Regions from separate parts of the Homo sapiens genome. Here region 2 is linked to region 1. The links are chromatin contacts, found by Hi-C or POLR2A ChIA-PET in ENCODE. All regions are on one chromosome and are shown on one strand. The core of a region is the stretch at or near the end of the contact, and the rest is flanking DNA. Distances in the headings are between cores, read along the strand shown. Region 1 has its middle 39 kb from the start of TMEM40. Region 2 overlaps RAF1 (Raf-1 proto-oncogene, serine/threonine kinase).

Evidence for each region. A loop is a pair of places that touch in the nucleus more often than their neighbours do. ChIA-PET counts read pairs that join two places held with the same protein, here RNA polymerase II (POLR2A). Pooled maps may share reads with other maps.
Region 2: a loop to region 1 is called in a pooled map, with 3 times the contacts of the local background. The contact joins two enhancer-like sites. A Hi-C loop is called at or near these places in 2 of 50 pooled maps. POLR2A ChIA-PET finds 5 or more read pairs at or near these places in 5 of 52 experiments (GM12878, H1, Panc1 and 2 more).

Annotation. Positions count from the first base shown.
Region 1 is chr3:12,717,464-12,723,511 of GRCh38, forward strand. No RefSeq gene overlaps it. Among named protein-coding and RNA genes, the nearest start is that of TMEM40, 39 kb to the right of the region's middle. RefSeq lists an enhancer at 2,563-2,612. Within about 2 kb of position 2,673, at least 2 of the 41 ENCODE cell types and tissues checked have a DNase peak (open chromatin) inside an H3K27ac peak, as active enhancers do.
Region 2 is chr3:12,645,181-12,651,228 of GRCh38, forward strand. All of the region lies in intron 1 of RAF1 (Raf-1 proto-oncogene, serine/threonine kinase), which reads right to left. Among named protein-coding and RNA genes, the nearest start is that of RAF1, 16 kb to the right of the region's middle. RefSeq lists an enhancer at 3,548-3,597. Within about 2 kb of position 2,596, at least 5 of the 41 ENCODE cell types and tissues checked have a DNase peak (open chromatin) inside an H3K27ac peak, as active enhancers do.

The sequences.
Region 1 (6,048 bases), core at 1,423-3,922:
CGACTACTGGCATGCATCACCACACCCAGCTAATTTTTTTTTTATATTTTTTGTAGAGACAGGGTTTGGCCATGTTACCAAGGCTGGTCTTGAACTCCTGACCTTAAGTGATCCACCCACTTCAGCCTCCCAAAGTATTGGGATTATAGGCGTGAGCCACCATGCCCAGCCACACCCAGGTAATTTTCAAAATTTTTGCAGTCATCATTTTTTTAAAAAGGAGACATTCAGGTTACTTAATAGAGTTGTGCCCTTGATCACCCATTTCCCTTAGTTGTTTCCAATTTTTCACCAACATAAATAATGCTGCCACCAATATTTGCACATACACCTTTTCCTAAATTTCAAATTATGTCCTTAGGATAGATTCCCAGAACCTGGGTTGCTGGATCAAAGGGTAGGAACATTTTTATGGCTTCTGCTGGGTGTTGCCAGACTGCTCTCCCGATGAGTGGCTACTGGTTTATGCTGCCGTTAGCGTCGTACAAGACTGCCAGTTTCCACTAGGCCTTCCTAGTGTGAGGTATTATGATTGAAAATAGTTTTGCTATTTTAATGAGAAAATAAACTACCTCTCCATTGTTTTAACTTTCTTTGGTTATGAGAGACAATTTTTTTTTTTTTTTGAGACAGAGTCTCGCTGTGTCGCCCAGGCTGAAGTGCAGTGGCACGATCTCAGCTCACTGCAACCTACACCTCCCGGGTTCCCTCAGCCCCCCAAGTAGCTGGGACTACAGGTGCCAGCCACCACGCCCGGCTAATTTTTGTATTTTTAGTAGAGATGGGGTTTCACTATGTTGGCCAGGCTGGTCTTTTTTTTTTTTTTTTTTTTTTTTTTTTTTTTGAGACGGAGTCTTGCTCTGTGGCCCAGGCTGGAGTGCAATGGCACGATCTCTGCTCACTGCAAGCTCCGCCTCCCGGGTTCACGCCATTCTCCTGCCTCAGCCTCCCGAGTAGCTGGGACTACAGGCGTGCGCCACCTTGCCCGGCTAATTTTTTGTATTTTTAGTAGAGACGGGGTTTCACCGTATTCGCCAGGATGGTCTTGATCTCCTGACCTCGTGATCCACCCGCCTCGGCCTCCCAAAATGCTGGGATTACAGGCATGAGCCACCGCGCCCGGCCCCAGGCTGGTCTTGAACTCCTGATCTCATGATCTGCCTGCCTCAGCCTCCCAAAGTCCTGGATTACAGGCATGAGAGACAATTAACAGCTTCCCCCACCCCTTAAAAATAAGCTAGTTAAGGCCGGGCGCGGTGGCTCACGCCTGTAATCCCAGCACTTTGGGAGGCCGAGGCGGGTGGATCACGAGGTCAGGAGATCGAGACCATCCTGGGTAACACGGTGAAACCCTGTCTCTACTAAAAATGCAAAAAATTAGCCGGACGCGGTGGCGGGCACCTGTAGTCCCAGCTACTCGGGAGGCTGAGGCAGGAGAATGGCGTGAACCCGGGAGGTGGAGCTTGCAGTGAGCCGAGATAGCGCCACTGCACTCCAGCCTGAGCGACAGAGCGAGACTCCGCCTCAAAAAAAAAAAAAAAAAAAAGCTAGTTAATACTTCTTCTTTAGTAAATTGGATTGGGAGGAAAGCTCTGGCATGCTCACAGTTTAACCTCTCTAAGCCTCAGTTTCTTCATCTCCAAAATGGAGTGGTACCAAAGTGATTGTAAAGTCAAGTGAGATAAAGTCTGGGGTAACTTCTTTTAACAGTGTAGGTATTCATTACCATAATCCCACTCAGCCTCAAATTTACCTAATATTTACCTGTGTATCATAAAACCTTCTGCTTTGTCAATAATCTTTTTTTTTTCCCCTTTTGAAACGGGGTCTCACTTTGTCACCCATGCTGGAGTTCAGCGGCATGATCTTGGCTCACTTCAACCTCCACCTCCCGGGTTCAAGTGATTCTCCTGCCTCAGCCTTCTGAGAGTAGCTGGGATTATAGGCGCGCACCACCACGCCCAGCTAATTTTTGTATTTTTAGTAGAGACGGGGTTTTGCCATGTTGGCCCGGCTGGTCTTGAATTCCTGACCTCAGGTGATCTGCCCTCGGCCTCCCAAAATACTGGGATTACAGATGTGAGCCACCATGACCGGCCAGCAATCTTGAAAACTTCCACCGCATCCCAAATCTTGAAAAACCTCTCTCTCTTTGTGTGCGTATGAGACAGAGAGAGAGGAGTGAGAGACAGAGGAGAGAGAGAGGAGAGAGAGGAGTGAGAGACAGAGGAGAAGGAGAGAGGAGAGAGGAGAGAGAGAGAGACAGAGAGAGACAGAGACAGAGAGAGAGACAGACAGAGAGAGAGAGAGACCTGAGGTCTTAGAAGACCTGAGGTCTTAGAAGGCTGGAGGCAAGGTCCCTCCTTTCCATTCTTTAATTTCCTCCGTTTTTCGAGGGAAACACTACGACTTGTTTGGAGTCTTACGGATAAGAGCCCTCTGTTACTAATGATATTAATAATGGCATCTGTTAATGAGGACGTCGTTATTATCTAACATTGGCAGGAGAAGAAAGCTCCGCGGCACAAGGGAGCAACCTCTCGTGTTCTGCAGACCCGATTTCGCATTTGGGAGAAGAGCTCTACTCCCCACAAAAGTCAGTGACACTCCAGACCCTGCAGAGACGCCTCCAGGGTGCGAAGTGGACTCTGGCCGACCTGTCAGGGGCAGCAGCCAGAATCCATCAGTTAACCACTCTGAAGGAAGTTTCTGCTTCAACGTTTTCCCCGTTGCTAGGAAACACTGCTTTGCCGCTGCTCATTGGTTAGCGCCCCCTCTTGTGTCTATGCCCTGTAATAGCACCCACAGTTGAGCAAACAGTAAAGACTAACACATGATTTAAATCGTCTTTATTGTGAAATATAACATACAGAAAAGTATCTAGGATATACATACAGCTTGGAAAATAGATATTGTGTATCTATTGTGTAACCACCACCTACAAAAACAAAGCATTGCCAGCGCATTAGACACTGGCCCTGCTTCTCTCCCTCCTTCTCCCCAGCAGGTGTTTATCTTTTCACTTTCCTTACAGTTTTATTACCTGTATGTATGTATCCTTTTTTAATATTTTATTTTCTTTGTTTTCTGGCTGCTCCTCCAATTTGCCCTGCTTGTTTCTGCCTCAGGGGCTTCGTACTTGCTATTCCTTCTGCCTGAAACACTTTTCCTCCAGACAGCCGCATAGCTAGTCCTTCACTTCCTTTGCCCAACGTCATCTTTTCAGTGAGCACTTCCCCAGCACTCCCTGTCCCCTGCTTTTTTTTTTTTTTTTTTTTTTTTGACACTGAGTTTCACTCTTGTCACCCAGGCTGGAGTGCTCACTGCAACTTCCACCTCCTGGGTTCAAGCGATTCTCCTGCCTCAGCCTTTCAAGTAGCTGGAATTACAGCCACCCACCACCATGCCCACCTAATTATTGTAGTTTTAGTAGAGACAGGGTTTCACCGTGTTGGCCAGGCTGGTCTCAAACTCCTGACCTCAGGTGATCCACCTTCCTCGGCCTCTCAAAGTGCTGGGATTACAGGCGTGAGCCACTGTGCCCAGCCCCCTCTTCTTACATAGCACTTAGCACCCTCTGACACATTTTTCTTACCTCCATCTTCCTCCACTAGAGTTGAAGCTACAACAGAGTTTCTCAGCTTCAGCACTATTGCCGTCTGAGGCTGGAGAATTCATTGTTATGGAGGCCTAGCCCGTGCACTGCAGGGCATTTGGGAGTATCCCTGGCCTTTACAAACCAGATGCCAGTTGCGCCCTCCTCACCATGGTTGTGACAACTAAAAGTGTCTCCAGGCATTGCCAAATGTTCCCTGGTTGGTGGTGCGGCAGGATGGTGGCCAGGGCAAAAATCACCTCACTGAGAATTGCTAAGACTTTGGGCTGGCTTTGTTTACCCCTTGTCTAAAACACAGTCAGGTAGCCAGTAAGTGTTTACTCATCTCAGTCTCAGCAGAGCCTGGCACACAGAGTGAAGTCTCAATAGAAGTTTGATGAATGAGGCCGGGTGCCATGGTTCATGCCTATAATCCTAGCACTTTGGGAGGCCGAGGTGGGCGGATTGCCTGAGCTCAGGAGTTTGAGACCAGCCTGGGCTACATGGTGAAACACCATCTCTACTAAAATACAAAAAATTAGCCAGGCATGGTGGTGCGTGCCTGTAGTCCAAGCTACTCAAGAGACTGAGGTAGGAGAACCGCTTGAACCCGGGAGGCGGAGGTTTCAGTGAGCCGAGACCATGCCACTGCACTCCAGCCTGGGTGACAGAGCGAGACTCTGTCTCAAAAAAAAAGTTTGATGAATGACTAAATGACTGACTGAATGAATAAGTGACTGATTGAATGAGTGACTAAATGACTCACTGAATGAGTGATACAGTGACCTCAAGGGTTGACAGCTGCCTTTGAATCTTACCAAATTATTTCCTTTAGTTTTTACTCCAACCAAAGAGTGTTGGTGTGGGAAATTCATCAAGAATATAGGCTTGAGGTCAATTGAAAGGAACCTTGCCTATAATCCCAGCACTTTGGGAGGCCGAGGCAGGCGGATCAACTGAGGTCAGGAGTTCGAGACCAGCCTGACCAACATGGTGAAACCCCATCTCTACTTAAAATACAAAAATTAGCTGGGCGTGGTGGTGTGTGCCTGTAATCCTAGCTACTCGGGAGGCTGAGACAGGAGACTTGCTTGAACCCAGGAGGCGAAGGTTGCAGTGAGCCAAGATCACACCACTGCACTTCAGCCTGGACAACAGAACAAGGCTCAGTTTCAAAAAAAAAAGAAAAGAAAAGAAAAAGAAAGAAAGGGATCTTGTCAAGGTTCCCCTGGGACACCTTTCTTAGCCAAATAACTTGAAAAAGTTTTCTACACTCCATGTCTACATGTTTCTACTCCCTCACCAACTAGGCTCGCTCACTTGACTCCACCCTGAACTCTGCCCTTAGCACTCCCCTGAAACTGCTCTGGATCAAGTCACCAGTGGCTTCCTTGTTATGAAACCCATCAGCACTGCAAAGATGGAGTAACAGAGACTGGGTTTGCCTCCCACTGGAAACAACTAAAAATCGGACAACACATGTGAAACAACCATTTTTAGACATTGGACATCAGACAGTGGAAGGCTGTGACCCCCAGAGAGGGGAAGCAAACGATGTGAGTTCCACAGTTGCCCTGGTCTACAGGCTGCAGTGCAGAGAAGGTGCTACAGACTGAAGTGTGTCCCCCACATTCATACCCTGAAGCCCTGACTCCCAATGTAGCTGTATTCGGAGATGGGGCCTATGAGGAGATAAAGGTTAAATGAGGTTATAAAAGTGGGCCCTAAGCTAGGTGCGGTGGCTCACGCCTGTAATCCCAGCACTTTGGGAAGCCAAGGGGGGTGGATCACAAGGTCAGGAGATCGAGACCATCCTGGCTAACACAGTGTAAACCCCGTCTCTACTAAAAATACAAAAAATTAGCCGGGCATGGTGGCGGGCGCCTGTAGTCCCAGCTACTCAGGAGGTTGAGGCAGGAGAATGGCATGAACCCAGTAGGCAGAGCTTGCAGTGAGCCGAGATCACGCCACTGCACTCCAGTCTGGGCAACAGAGCAAGACTGTGTCTCAAAAAAAAAAAAAAAAAAAAAAGTGGGCCCTAAACTGATAGGGCTGGTGCCCTTAAAAGAAGAGACTCTAAGCCTGGGCAACATAGTGAGTTCCTATCTCTACAAAAAATAACAAAATTAGCAGAATGTGGTGGCACGTGCCTGCAGTCCTAGCTACTCAGGAGGCTGAGGTGGGAAGATTGCTTGAACCCAAGAGTTTGAGGCTAAAGTGAGCTATGATCGCACCACTACACTCCAGCCTGAGCAAAAGAGTAAGATCCTGTCTCTAAGAAAAAAAGACGATGAAAGACATTCTCTCTGTCTCTGTTTCTGTCTCTCTCTTTGCCATGTGAGGACACAGTGAGAAGGGAACCATCTACAGGCCAGGAAGAGAGCTCTCCCCAGAAACTGACCATGCTGACACCTTGATCTTGGACTTGCCAGCCTTCAGAACCATGAGTAATA
Region 2 (6,048 bases), core at 1,346-3,845, 72 kb before region 1:
GATTCTTAGATCTACCTAAAACCTAACTTCTGAGAACCCAGCAATGCTTTTTGTGTAGTTCCGACTCAAAAAAGTTTACTTAGTCAAGAGAACTCAGAATTTAACACAGCTTTACAATTTATTCAGCTCATCTTTCCATTATCTCACAGAACTGTTAGAATTAAGCAGGCTAAAGCAGGTATTATTCATACTATCCCTTTTTTTGATGAAGAAAAAAAGTAAAATTCAAAAGGTTTAGTGACAATTTAAGAGAAGCAAAATTAAAAATTCAGATACTCAGACTTTACATCTCTTTCCATTATAATACACTGATTTGAATGGTACAATGGGATTTGAAATTTTTATTGTTTAATGATGTTACTATTACCTTTAAAATTTTTGTTTGTTTTTCACAGTTGATCTGTACTTTGAAACCTAGGACTTAATTTTTGGAATACAGTAATGTAGTGGTTAAGAGTTTTAGGCACTGAACTCAGAAAAACCCAGGCTGGAAGTTTAAGAGCTATCTAGAAGAGTTCCTAATTATTGTACTGTACTGTATTTATTTAATCTTTTTTTTGTAGAGGTGGGGTGGGGTGAGGGGGGTGTCTCACTATGTTGCCCAGGCTAGTCTCGAACTCCTGGCCTCAAGCAGCGTCTCAGCTCAGCCTCCCAAAGAGCTGGGATTACAAGGCATGAGCCACTGTGCCTGGCTTATTACATTACTTTTAAATAAATATTGTTTGTAAATAATGCATCAGACCTCTGTGTGGAGGAAAGAAAAAGACTGTATATACCATGTCTTATATATCACAAGCAATTAAAATTTTTCTTCATATTTAAGAGATTTTTACTTCACTTCTAAACAACAAAGGATTTAGCTTAAATTCATTAGAGCAGTCATATTCTTAATGCTTTTTTATAACTTATCCTTTCTTTTTACTCATTAAATAATATACTAATAGATGGTGTATCAAAAATCTAATCTTTGTTTTTTAGAGACGGAGTCTCCCTTTGTCACCTAGGCTGGAAGTGCAGTAGCTTCATCATAGCTCACTGTAGCCTCAAACTCCTGGGCTCAAGCAATCCTCCCACCTCAGCCTCCTGAGTAGCTGGAAAAATATAATCTTTCATTCATGCAGCTAACATTATAATCTACAGCAAATGGATAAAGAATTAAGACAGGCAGAAATATAATAACGATATTACCGGTTTCTTTTAAGTCTTTTTTTTGAGGTGGAGTCTTCCTCTGTCACCCACGCTGGAGTGCAGTGGCACGATCTCAGCTCACTGCAACCTCTGCCTCCAGGTTCAAGTAATTCTCCTACCTCATCCTCCTGAGTGGCTGGGACTACAGGTGCGCACCACCAACGCCCTGCTAATTTTTGTATTTGTCTTTTTTTTTTTTTTGAGACAGAGTCTCACACTATTGCCAGGCCGGAGTGCAATGGCACAATATCGGCTCATTGCAACCTCCACCTCCCGGGTTCACATGATTCTCCTGCCTCAGCCTCCCGAGTAGCTGGGATTATAGGCACACACCACCACACCCGGCTAATTTTTTGTATATTTAGTAGAGACGGGTTTTACTATGTTGGCCAGACTTGTCTCAAACTCCTGACCTCAGGAGCCACCTGCCTCAGCCTCCCAAAACGCTGGGATTACAGGTGTGAGCCACCACGCCCAGCCTAATTTTTGTGATTTTAGTAGAGAAAGGGTTTCAATGTGTTGGCCAGGCTGGTCTCAAACTCCTGACCTCAAATGATCCACCCACCTTGGCCTCCCAAAGTGCTAGGATTACAGGAGTGAGCCACTGTGCCTGGTTTTTAAAGTCATTATTAAAATCTTCATTACCGGCCAGGCGTGGTGGCTCACGCCTGTAATCCCAGCACTTTGGGAGGCCGAGGCGGGCAGATCACGAGGTCAGGAGATCGAGACCATCCTGGCTAACATGGTGAAACCCCGTCTCTACTAAAAATACAAAAAATTAGCCTGGTGTGGTGGCGGGCACCTGCAGTCCCAGCTACTCGGAAGGCTGAGGCAGGAGAATGGCGGGAACCCAGGAGGCGAAGGCTGCAGTGAGCTGAGATCGCGCCACTGCACTCCAGCCTGGGCGACAGAGCGAGACTCCATCTCAAAAAAAAAAAAAAAGAAATTCAGGCCAGGCATGGTGGCTCACCCCTGTAATCTCAGCACTTTGAGAGGTTGAGGCAAGCAGACTGCTTGAGCCTAGAAGCTTGAGACCAGCCTGGACAACATGGAGAAACCCCATCTCTACAAAAAATCAGCCATGCACGGTGTAGCACATGTGTAGTCCCAGCTATTCAAGAGGCTGAAGTGGGAGGATCACCTGAGCCCAGGGAGGTCCAGGTTGCAGTGAGCCATGATTGTGCCACTGCATTCCAGCCTGGGCAACAGAGTGAGACCCTGTCTCAAACAAACAAACAAACAAACAAAACAAATAAATAAATTTTAAGTGGTCACAACACTGGAAAAAAAATAACTTTCACACATAAAAAGTTTCTGCTGAGCAAATATGCTCAAATGTTAGTTTCCTAACCAGTCCAAAAGGGCACTCTCATGCACTGCAAGGTGATGTGTACGTGTCAATATTTTTCGTTTCCTCACTCCTCTTTCTCAATTTCTGACCACAAACTGGTAACTTCATCAGATGACAGCCCAGAATAAACACACATGAAGAAATAAGCCACTCTACTCTTCTAAAAGTTAGCAGGGGCTGTACAAGTTTACAAAACAGACTCCTACATTTTAAAAGTGTAACTTTAAAAATACAAGTTAAAAACGAGCTAGTTCAAAAACAATTATGCTAAAACAAATCAGTTCCACAAATGATACCTGGAGCCAACTTTATTTTTAACTCTCACCACAAATAAGCTTAAATTATTTTCATTTTAAATCACATTGTCTGGACTCTTTTTTAACCCGAGTTTTTCTTTTCACCTTCAAATCAGTCATTGTTTTCTTCATCTAGTCAGCAACTGCTGATTTTTAAAATAAACAGATGTGTATTCAAAGTACACCATTAACACAAGTACCAAAACACACAATGTACAAATAAAATATGGTTTAGGAATGATTATTCAGATAGCCAAGTAACAGCGAAGTTAAAAAAAAAAAAAAAAAAGCTACATAATGAAGTAGGAAGGAAGGGGGAAAAAAATCACCTGGAAACACTAACAATTTCCACACTAATTTCTCTTTCATACTAAAGGCATTAATTTTCACAGTAAATCTTGCATATTCAACAAGTGGTTAAAAAAAATTAGCCCTCCTCAAAGATAAGGACACAGAATATAAGTGAATCATTCATTCTACACACTGGCATCACTCATTTGGCAGAGGAGATGTGTCCTCAAGAGAAGAGGTATTCCCCCAAGTTTACATCTTACCAAAGCAGTTTCAAGAAGTAACCATCTATATTAGCCGGATGTGGTGGTGCACACCTGTATTCCCTACTCAGATGGCTGAGGCACGAGAATCATGTGAACCCAGGAAGCAGAGGTGGCTGTGAGCCGAGATCGCACCACTGTCCTCCAGCCTGAGTGACAGAGTGAGATTCTGCTTCAAAAAAAAAAAAGTAACCATCTGATTCAGCCAGCTCCCCTACACTTCCTTCTGGAGTCAATGGCTTTCAAATAGAAAAATTCCCATCGGCCGGATGCGGTGGCTCACGCCTGTAATCCCAGCACTTTAGGAGGCCGACGTGGGCGGATCACCTGAGGTCGGGAGTTCAAGACCAGCCTGACCAACATGGAGAAACCCAGTCTCTACTAAAAATACAAAATTACCCAGGCGTGGTGGCACATGCCTGTAATGCCAGCTACTTGGGAGGCTGAGGCAGGAGAATTGCTGGAACACAGGAGGCAGAGGTTGCAGTGAGCCAAGATCACGCCATTGCACTCCAGCCTGGGTAACAAGAGCAAAACTCAGTCTCAGAAAAAAAGAAAGAAAGAAAAGAAAAAGAAAAATTCCCTAGTCTTTAGTGGTGCGCTCAATAGTAAACTTTAACAACTTCTAAGAGTTACAGTAAGACACCTGTAAAACTGATAATATCATTTGTTCTTCAGAAATTACTTTTAACCAACTTTTCAATAATAATTTTCTCAAAAGAAAGACATGTTTAAAATTTTTCCCTGGCCAGGCATGGTGGTTCATGCCTGTAATCTCAGTAATTTGGGAAATCAAAGCAGTAGAATGGCTTGAGCCAAGGAGTTCAAGACCACCCTGGTCAACAGAGTGACACCTCATCTTTATAAAAATAAAACAAAATTAGCTGGGCATGGTGACACATGCCTCTAGTCTCAGCTACTAAGGAGGCTGAGGCGGGAGGATCACTTGAGCACAGGAGTTTGAGGCTGCAGTGAGCTATGATCGTGCCACTGCACTCCAGCATGGGGGCCAGAGACTGTCACACACACACACACACACACACACACACACAGTTTTCACTGTTAGTTACACCATTAATTCATTAAAGCTCTAAATTATACCCTGCTATTTTGCCAGAGGATAAAATAGTAAATGAAACACAAAAATATAACCTAGGGTCAGGCTCACACCTGTAATCTCAACACTTTGGGAGGCCGAGGTGGGAGGAGTGCTTGAGCCCAGGAATTCCAGATCAGCCTGGGCAACTGAGGGGGAACATCAACTCTACAAAAAAATTGTTTTTAATTAGCTGGGCAGCCAGGCACAGTGGCTCATGCCTGTAATCCCAGCACTTTGGGAGGCCGAGGCAGGCAGATCACCAGGTCAGGAGTTCGCGACCAGTCTGGCCAACATAGTGAAACCCCATCTCTACTAAAAATACAAAAAATTAGCCAGGTGTGGTGATGGGCGCCTGTAATCCCAGCTACTCGGGAGGCTGAGGCAGGAGAACTGCATGAACCCAGGAGGCGGAGGTCGCATTGAGCCAAGATCACGCCATTGCACTCCAGCCCGGGAGACAGTGCGAGACTCCATCTCAAAAAAAAAAAAAAAAAAAAAAAAAAAAATTTAATCAGGCATGGTAGTCATGCCTACAGTCCCAGCTACTCAGGAGGCTAAGATAGAAGGATTGTCTGAGCCCAGGAGGTCGAGGCTGGAGTGAGCCGTGACTGCATCACTGCACTCTAGCCTGGGTGACAAAATGAAACCCCATCTCAAAAAAGAAAATATAACCTACATAATTATATACCAAAGCATTGAAGAACTACATGTATTTCCTATAATCTTGTTATAATCCATCATCCAGTATAGGACATTGCACAAAATTAGGTACTCAAATATCTGCTGAATATCAATGGAGAAAAGTTAACAATTACAATATTTTCCTAACCCTTTTTCATGAATACCGAATCACTATCACATAAATCTAAAGAACCAGAATGCCTCTCTATAGACTGTAACCCAGCATGGAATGAAAGGAAAAAAAGAATAAAGAGCACCATTCATTCAACAATTTCTAAGAATCTACTTTCAACTGTTAGCTGCTTTGAGGAATATAAAGTTCAGGGAGACATGGTCCTTGCATTTCAGAACCCCTTAAAGTAGAAGTAAAAACCACCACCGTTTAACAAAAATTGAATATGTGCTAGGCACTGGGCTAAGAGCTTTCAGGAAGACAAGTAGGCCTACAACAAAATATGAAATTAAAGGTAGGGAGGATTCTTAAGAAACATACTATAAGAATCTGAAATGTGGTAAGGTCACTTCTAGCTTGAGTGGAAGAAGAGGTAGACAAGGATATTTCATTGTGTATTTGAGCTTAAAGGGGCAATATTTCAACAGACTAACGCAGAGGTAAAACAAAAGCTAAAGTGTGCCCAGGGAATAAGCACAGACAAGCAGGTAAAGAAATGAGCCTGATGAAGGATACAGCCTTTCTTATTACATAACTTTGTTTCCTTTTATTTTAAATATTCACAATTAATGTCTTTACAAAGGCACTCATTATAAATAGCAAGCCTTTTTACTTCTAAAATGTTTACCCTGCTTTTTTTCTATAGCACTTAAACATTACATGTATTAGAGGGGATCTTTTAACCCCTTCTTTGTTTTATCTTTCCT